Regions from separate parts of the Homo sapiens genome. Here region 1 is linked to region 2. Evidence: read pairs that join two places in POLR2A ChIA-PET (ENCODE). Cell type or tissue: A673. All regions are shown on one strand. Links, peaks and the distances in the headings refer to the core of each region. The heading gives the core; the rest is flanking DNA. Region 1 holds the start of KCNE4 (potassium voltage-gated channel subfamily E regulatory subunit 4). Region 2 has its middle 57 kb from the start of ACSL3-AS1.

Region 1 (4,391 bases), core at 160-4,159, 76 kb before region 2:
TTCCTCCTTGTCTTTAAGGGCCTAACGGATCTGCGAAACTGTTGACCACAGGAATACTTGGAGACATTGGAAGCATTCCTGTGTGTTTTCCTTTAGACTTTGCTTTCCCTTAGCTGGGAGTGTTAACATCACACATTCTCCAGAGAACTTTGCAGAGGAGAATGTGGTGTCTGCCTCTTTCCTTCAGTCCTGGGAAAACTACAGCAGGGCTGGGTTGGTAGCTTGCCCTGAATTCCCCAGTTATATGTGTTCTGAATCTCCAACTGCTCCTTTAAATCAGCAGATCCTTGTTCAGACTAACCGGCCAAAGGGGAAGCATTTGGTCCAAGCTTCCTCACACCAGGCTGTGGAATATTTATCACAGAGTCCTAAAATCTAAAGACATCCTCCCAACCCCCTGGGGATGGAGATCGTCGGGAGCCTCATGCAGACAGCGAGCTTCTTGATGACATGCCCGGGACCACACAGCAAATGAGTGTCAGGGCTCGGGATCAGGAAGCACAGAACTTGGAGCCCAGCTTTGTGCAATCTCCGCCTGAGTATGCCCTTCTAGGTCTCAGCTACGTGACGAAATACCACATTATGTCCTCTCCCAGCTCAGAAAACTAGGCTGGGAAACTGAGCAGCAGCAGAGCTAACGGCTTGGCCTTGTTCAACCCCACTTTACCCCTTCTAGAAAGATCAGGAAGAGTCTCCTGAACCACCATCGGGAGTGCAGGTTAGATTCTGGGGAAGCTCTTCTGATCCAAAGAACGTCATGCCATCATGTGATGCTGCATGGTCACAGGTCAGAGTTCAAGGTCATAAGTTAGACAAAAGGTCAAAATAGAAGATCATCTCTTATAACCCCGGCCAATGTTAACAGGTTTAAAAGTTACTTTTTTTTCTTATAGTGTGCAAATGGGCTGGGTTCAGATCTCCAGCTTTCTCCCATCAAAAATCCCCCTCTAATCCAAAAGAAGCTTGTAACCCACTGTGAAGGAATGCCACAGGTACACAGTAGAGATACTTACAGCCAATCAGATCTAGAAGGACAAAGCTCTAGGCAAAATAGCAAATCACAACTAGTCTCTCAGCGTGTCCTAAGCATTCGGCAGCCCTGGGAACAGGCAGACCCTGCAGGAGCTACCCAGGGCATCCAGTGAGAAAATGGCAAACATATCATCCCGCCAAATTCTGATCAGAACCCCAACACCCAGGCCCCAAAGTCAGTGTACGCGCTGCGCATCTCCGCGGCTTTTTCAGTGGTGGGTGCAAACCACAGGCACCTCCCGGACTCCTTGGAGGTGCTGGTTCCGGCTGAGCCTAGTCCCCCACCCCACCCCGAATCAGGGGTTTACCAAGGGTCTCTTCAAAGTGGCAGCCGCACTGTGAAAGTGAAACCAGACACTTGAAAACTGTCTTTCCTCTCTCTAAGGTTGCTGGCTGATGGAGCCACCGGCAGGGGTCCCGGGGGTGCTAGGAATTCTGATGGATGTTCTCCGAGGACCCTTCGCTGCTCTCGTTGAGGGGCGTCTCCGAGGTCTCCTCCAGCTCATCGTCTGCCCCCTCCTCCTGAATGGTGAGGTGCACGTCCGGGGAGGAGGACTCGGAGCTCACGCTGTCCCCTTCCATGGAACAGAGGGTGCAGGACAGCGCGGGCGCCACGCTCTCCTGCAGCATGTTCAGCATCAGGGGCACCTGCACCGACCTCAGGCCCGACACCACAGGCAGCGGCTTCATGGCCTCCCCCCAGAGCCGCTCCTCGTCTTTGTACAGCAGCAGGAGGCTGGACTTCTTCTCCCGCCTCTTGGATTTCATGTAGCCCAGCATGATTCCGATCAAGAAAATGCCGTAGAAGGACATGACAACCAGAATGTAGAAGTACTCGTTGCCATTGCCGCTGCCGCCGCCGGCCGCACGGGACTCCAGGGGGCTGCTGGAGGCGGCGGTGCCGGGGTGCGTGCTGTTCAGAGGCTCCATTTTCAGCATTGAGGCTGCCTCCACAGCAGGGGCTGGGGAAAAAGCCGCAGGTTAGAACTCTCCCCCAGGTCCTGGGCACAGGGAGGTGGGGGAGCACGAGGTTTGTGGAACTGCAATACCAAAAAAGCTTAAAAGTGCATGAAAGAAATAGCATAAGAGGGTTCGCCAAACAGCTGACAAGAGTGAGCTATGAGGGCTTGGAGTGCACGGGAGAGAAGCCCGGGAAGGTTCACTGGGAAAAGTAAGAAGGACTTTTTTTTTTTTTTTTAGTGTACACATTTGTCCTGTTTGTAGTGAGCAGTATTACTTTGATTAAAAAAAAAATCAATGTAAGACAGGAGCATACAGTAAATAGTATCTTTAAAACTGGGAAACGTATTTTAACTGAGCAGAAACAAAGTTTACATTGTGTTTCCAAAACCAAACTATTTTAAATTCAAAACAATGTTTCCTTAGAACAAAGAAAAGCAGGAAGAAAATAAAGGAAAAAAATTCATCTATTAATTGGCAAAAATGTCCCTCTTTCAAATGTTTCTGAAAGCAAAGTGTAGCCTTGCTGACTTACCAAGGCTGACAGTTTGTCCCAAGTTTTGAATTCCCAAATCGTCCAGTCCAAGAGGGTTCTTCTGCTCTGTCCGGCTCTGCGCTCTGACAACTCCGCTGCTGCAGTTGGGATATATAGTCAAGAAGTGCATCGTCACGTGCTCTGGGAGGAAAATTTACAACAGAGATTGATCGTGGCAGAGTGAGCAGTGAACTGAAAGCACTGCAGTTCAACTCCCTGAACTTTGCAGCTGTGAAAAGTGAAAAAGACTGGGAAGTGGGAACTGCTCCTCAAGCCCCAGCACCCGGCCAGGGTTTTCAGGTAGCGGTGACGATGAGTGAAAAGAGGAGAAAGGGATGTGCTGTGCTGGAACCGTTACCCCAAAGTCCGCGCTCACTGAAAATTAGCTCATGCTTCGCGCGGCTCCTGGGGAATAACCATTATTGGGCTACAGGTTTTCAGAGGCAGCTGAATCCCATAATCTGGATGAAAGACAGTTGGAAGCAAGTGCGGGATTTACAGTCAAGGAACTGGGGCTTCGGTTTCAGTTCTTCCACTCCTTATGCAAATAAGATAAATCCTTCCTTAACCTCTCCGCACCTCACATTCCTCGTCTGTAAAATCGTTGTGCCTGGCGGGGGGGGGGGTCTTCTGCAGGTAGGATTATATAAACCACGTGACCTTTTGAGACCCTTTCAGCTTAACCCTTCTAAGATTGAAGGCTGCCTGGTGTTGCTTAGCCCTCTAAAAGCAGAGATTCTAGCTGCCTTCCACATCAAGGTCACAAACCTATGTTTATAATAATTTTTTTTTAAAAGCTCCCACATTCTTTTCAGTGGTCTGCATTAAGTGGAAACATGTTGTCGTAAAAGATACTATGGGCAGGTTTTGTTCCGTCCTGCCATACACAGCTGCTCCTCTGAAGCCTCATGCGGAGGCTATTGACACGTCTCTTTGCTGTCTCTCGTAGGTCAGGGGAGGAGCAGGACTATTTCAGAGTGCAACTAAGCACAGTTCAAGTTTTTTAAACCTCGGTAGACCCTGTGTTTAAATGGCTGCTGTGATCAAAATTGGAAGAGGAATTGCAGGCTTTAATGTCAGTCTCTCTGCTCCCTGGGCTGCTTATTCTGAGGCTTTCATGCTAAGTGGAAGGAAACTGGGAGAGATCCACTCCCTCCAGTTGTCTGTGGCCTGTGGATTGCAGCCAGACTGTCTTGTGGGCCAACTCTAAAGGAAACATCTCTCATGGTTCTGCTGTAGTCAAACTGACGCATGCGACATCCACCTGACCTGCTTGAACATATATAGCTTAGGCACTGGAATTTTCACTGCTGCTACAGGAACCCCCCTGGGTTTGCACCTGATCCTGATTCTAAGAAGACACCTGGAGGAAGAATAGGAAGATGAACTGAATGCTGCCATTTTTCCCACTTGACTACTCACCTGTGTTCATCCATAAATCCCCAGCTGGCACTGGAGGTACCAACCATCGACCACTCCAGCATCACGATCATCCATACAGTGGAACTGTGCTCACACCAGTAAAGATACCCTCACCATTGTGTTAATACGTAAAACCCTCCATAGCTACCTCAGCCATGGTAGACTTGGTCTTTTCAACAGGTGTCCATCATAAACACTAGAACACTTCCATCTATATCTAAGCCTACACTGGAATGTCTGGGACACTAGAACAAGATGGGCCCAAGAAAGAGATGCCTGTTGATTGTTGACCCTGGTATTTTTTATTGTATACCTTAGGACATACGAGATTGGTCATCATCCAGGGATTGTCCAACACCAAAGACTGGAAGCTTTGAGTAGGCAGAAAGGAGGTGGGGATAGGAGTTACCAGATTCAAGGAGCAGGAAGTACAAAGCCTGGT
Region 2 (4,391 bases), core at 101-4,100:
CACATTTTCTAAAGATGGAATGTTGAATACATTCTTTTAAATTGGAAAGAAAATGAAAACAAGCCCTGTGGAAAAGAAAACAAACTGTAATGAATTAAATTGTTGTAAATCACCAACAAGCCCTGTATAGAAAATGCTATAATCCTATCAAGCTTCTTTGTTTTCTGCCAATATAAGCAGGAAGGTAACTTTTAATTTTGGAGGACTGAACCCATTTTTCTGGAGTTTGTGTCTTCTAAGTGGTTATTCCCAGCTTTTCACTTGAACAAACTCTTGAATACTGGATTCTGATCCTTTTGATTATTTCATGTTGACATAGATAAAGAAGGATGGAGACAGGGTGATAGAAGGGAAAGACCTTCCGGTCTCATTAGTGAAAATAACATACATGAAAAAGCCATATCTTTTCACAAGTTTCAGAAGTATCTGGGTAACTTTAACACTTGCTGGAGAAGCATCATGTCTCCATTCAAGGAAACTTGAGTATCACGTCCAGGTACCACTGTCAGAATCCAGAGCAATCTGGGGACCCTCTGGAACGATGTTCCGAGCCCTTCAGAAATACCCACCCAATGGCCTGCTTCTGCCTGGAGAGGGAACATTCACCATCTTTAGCTGGACAACAGAGTGACCTTCAGGGGCACCAAGCCAAATGCAGAGAAGAAAGGAACGGAATGAAGCAGAGGCAATACTGGGCAACACCTGCCGTTAAGTGGAACAACCTGGGCTGTTAAACACACATTCACTTGTAGGGAAAAATTAGAATCAGGTTGGTTTAGGCTTAATAGTGTATTTATACTGTGCTGGAGAAGAGTTTTGAAAGCAGGGGGCTTCTGCAATGCATCTGACATGGCTTGTATGGAAATACCATTTTCTTCTCTTAATTTCTATAGCACTTTGGTGAAGATATTTCTTAAGAAATCTGCTACATTTTTTCTTGTACTGTGCTTATTTTATAGACTTTTATTTTCCTCCACATTAGACTGTAAACACTATGAAGACAGAAAGCAGGTCTTTTGGCCAGGCACAGTGGCTCACACCTGTAATCCCAGCACTTTGGGAGGCCAAGGTAGGTGGATCACCTGAGGTCAGGAGTTCAAGACCAGCCTGGACAACATGGCAAAACCCTGTCTCTACAAAAAATACAAAAATTAGCTGGGCACTGTGGCACATGTCTGTGGTCCCAGCTATTCAGGTGGCTAAGGTTGGAGGATCGTGTGAGCCCAGGAGGTCCAGGCTGCAGTGAGCCGTGATTGCACCACTGCACTCCAGCCTAAGTGACAGAGCAAGACCTTGTCTCAAAAAAAAAAAAATGTTCTTTTCATCTTGTGTGCCCCCAACTCCCCCATGGCTACTCACAGTTGGAGGAATGTAGCAGGTGTGCCCGGCGCCTGGGCCCTGGTGCCTGAGCCACTCCTCTGCTGTGACGAGGCCTGAAGGGTGAGGTTCACCCTGCAGGCAGCCAGTTGTACCCAAATGCATTGTCTTTGAGCCAGAGGCATTGCTGCTTCTCTGAAAAGGGTAAAAATAAAGTGTTTAAAATTCAAGAAGAATTTCAGAGAAATAGGGACTAGGTAAAGACAGCCCTGTGGCAGTAAATAGCAGACAGTGAAGGATGAAGACAAAGTTTCAGAAGGAGGAAGACAAGGTCGCCTTGCCCTCTGGTCTCATTAGTGGAAATAACACCTACAGGAAAGTAACATCTTTGAAGATATCTGAAAGTTTCCTGGGTGATCATGAAATTGCAGGTGGCAGTATGAGGTTTTCAAAATACACAGAGCATGCCCTCTGAGAGAAACTCAATTGGCAATTAGGACATTGCAGGATCATAGAGCTTTTCTTCCCTTCTTTAGCTATGAGTCACAAGCTGCCAATTAAGAAATCAGTGACCTGTCAGGAGCTTGATATTACCTAATGGGCTAAAGCCCTCGATGGTGATGTCTAATAACATTGGTGCGTTCAGGATTTAATCTTTAACTTGATTTCCTGGGGTGATTAGATGATGAAAAATAAGACGGGTTATTTTATTCTTCAATAGATCCTTTATATGGGGATCTGGGTGATGCAGTAAAGCAGAAGGAAGAATTGTATCCTCTTGCATTCTTCCTCCTCCCCCTCCCCAGCAACAGACATGTTAAGGTCAGCAGTCTTGAAGTACAGACAGTTGTTCTTGGTAAGATGTGCAGGAATCCACAGTGATCAGAATGCGTGTGGACCCCATTGTTTTTACTGTGCAACAAATGTGTCAAAAGCTCATACAGGACAGCAAAGCAAAGACATTTTTAAGAACATGAATTCGGAGTCAAACAGACCTTGTTTGACTCCTAGATCTGCCCCTTACCAGTCTCAAGCAAACTTCTTAATCCCTCTGAGCCTCCACTTTACTCATCTGTAAAATGGTAATAATGACAGTACCCACCTCATATGATTGTTGAGGAAATTAAATGAGATATTGCATGTAAGGCTTCATGTAGTGCCTACTTCCTGATGAAGTGCTAACAGACATCAGCTAATATTATCATTATATTTATTAGCAGCCTGTGAAAATGTCTTATAACTTAGCCATCTGTCTTTACAGAGTATAAACCATGTCTCATTACTTCATCCAAGGAGAGAAGAGATTCCTGTTGATAGAGGAAGATACCAAATGAGCTGGTCATATATACAGATTTCAACCTACATGCTTAGAAGACAGCTCTGTGACCGAGGCTACTGAGGACCTGTCAGGAGGCCATTAAGATTTAAAAAGGACCTCTTTTTAAATATCACGTCGTTGTAGGTTTATGGTTCCAAAGCAAGCCATGATCTTTGAAGAGGGGTCCTCCACTTGTCTTGTTCTTTCCATTGCTAGCATAGAAGGATCTCTTGGATTGGTGCTGGTTTGTTATCAGAGTATTGGTGGCCATTCTTTGGGAAACTCTTGGCTTTTCCCATCCCTGGTGAATAGGGTTATCCAGCCCTACTTACCAGGGACATTTTGAAGAGGACACTAGGAGAAGTGGGCATTTCTTCAAGAGAGGTCAAAAGAGGAAATGCATGATGTCACTATCACTTCATATGAATGGCAAACACATATCAGTGTATATAAATTACTGGCACAAGCAGAGTCTCACTTACTGGCTGTGACCTACACACCAGGTCATTGGCCAGAGCATCATGGACCACAGCACAAATAGTGCTGGATGATAGGGTTCACTGCCAAGACGAAGAGGAGGGATGAAAACAGGAAAGGAGAAGTTTGCCACATGCTCAACTCAAGTCTCCTTACAATAAAAAGTCAAAAATTTATTTTCTGAACTACATATCTGCTCAGATCTTACCATCTTCATTTAGCCACCAAATTGTTGACTTAAAAAAAGGGGGGGGCAGGTGCGGTGGCTTTCGTCTGTAATCCCAGCACTTTGGGATGCCAAGGCAGGCAGATCACAAGATCACGAGTTTGAGATCAGCGTGGCCAACATGGTAAAACCCTGTCTCTACTAAAAATACAAAAATTAGCTGGGTGTGTTGGCGCATGCATGTAATCCCAGCTACTTGGAAGGCTGAGGCAGGAGAATCACTTGAACCCAGGAGGTGGAGATTGGAGTGAGCCAAGATCGCACCATTGCATTCCAGTCTTGGCAACAGAGTGAGACTCCATCTCAAAAAAAAAAAAAAAAAAAAGGGAAATCAGATTCACAAAGTTACAGAATCTCTTTCTTGGCTAAGACCCGAAGCTCCTTCATTTCTGTTAAAATTAGGCAAATAATTCCCAAATGGCAATGTGGAGTCCAGGACTAATATGCAGCACCTGGGAAACTTCTACAACTTACAGATGCCTTGAGCTTACCCCACGTGGATAGATCCAGAATCTTTAGGGGAGGGTTCCATCCTTTTGAGCATCCCTGATGATGATGATGAGGGGCCAGTCTTGGGAACCCCTGAAACAGGCCATTTTCATGCCCAGATTTACAGAGTCTGCATCTGAATGTCATGTTCATTAATTAATGCATTTCCTTATAACTTGCCATTAGGAAGTTTGCCCAGCAAGTTTCAAGAAGATAACATAACGCTGATAGCCAGTCCCTCCTATTTACCCAGGAGTTTCCCTTCTCCTCTGCTGCAAAAGTCTTTCCTTTCTTCCAAAGTCCTGACACTTTCCACTTAAACTGGCCTTGAGTCATATCTAAACCTCCCCCCTCTCAAAGTGAAACCCAATTTACCCCTTCTCACCCTAAATACTTTTTCTGTTGAGATTCTTATATATGCAACATGAGTGCGTCCCCTGGACATATTGGCTAAATGTCCAGAAAAAGAATTGCTCCAATAAGTGCTCAGTAAAACTCCTAATGAGCATGGAGTAGATGCTTAAAATAAATTTTTAAAAAACCAAAGTTGTATTTCAGTTCTGT

Evidence for each region. ChIA-PET counts read pairs that join two places held together with the same protein. Peaks named below come from ENCODE experiments on the same cell type or tissue, not always from the same donor. Only the 100,000 strongest peaks of a DNase experiment are listed, where the experiment ranks them.
Region 1: POLR2A ChIA-PET joins it to region 2 with 15 read pairs; 5 of 35 experiments call an interaction of 5 or more read pairs at or near these places.

Annotation. Positions count from the first base shown.
Region 1 is chr2:223,050,411-223,054,801 of GRCh38, reverse strand. It overlaps KCNE4 (potassium voltage-gated channel subfamily E regulatory subunit 4), which reads right to left and starts at 2,612. Exons shown (of 2, transcript NM_080671.4): 1 at 2,528-2,612; 2 at 1-1,994. The coding sequence starts at 1,971. The coding sequence ends at 1,459. RefSeq lists an enhancer at 1,757-2,304. In A673, for the core only: no CTCF peak of the experiment used is centred there; DNase peaks (open chromatin) are centred at 451, 1,091, 1,671 and 2,641; H3K4me3 peaks cover 3,647 bases; H3K27ac peaks cover 3,698 bases.
Region 2 is chr2:222,974,334-222,978,724 of GRCh38, reverse strand. No RefSeq gene overlaps it. Among named protein-coding and RNA genes, the nearest start is that of ACSL3-AS1, 57 kb to the right of the region's middle. In A673, for the core only: no CTCF peak of the experiment used is centred there; no DNase peak of the experiment used is centred there.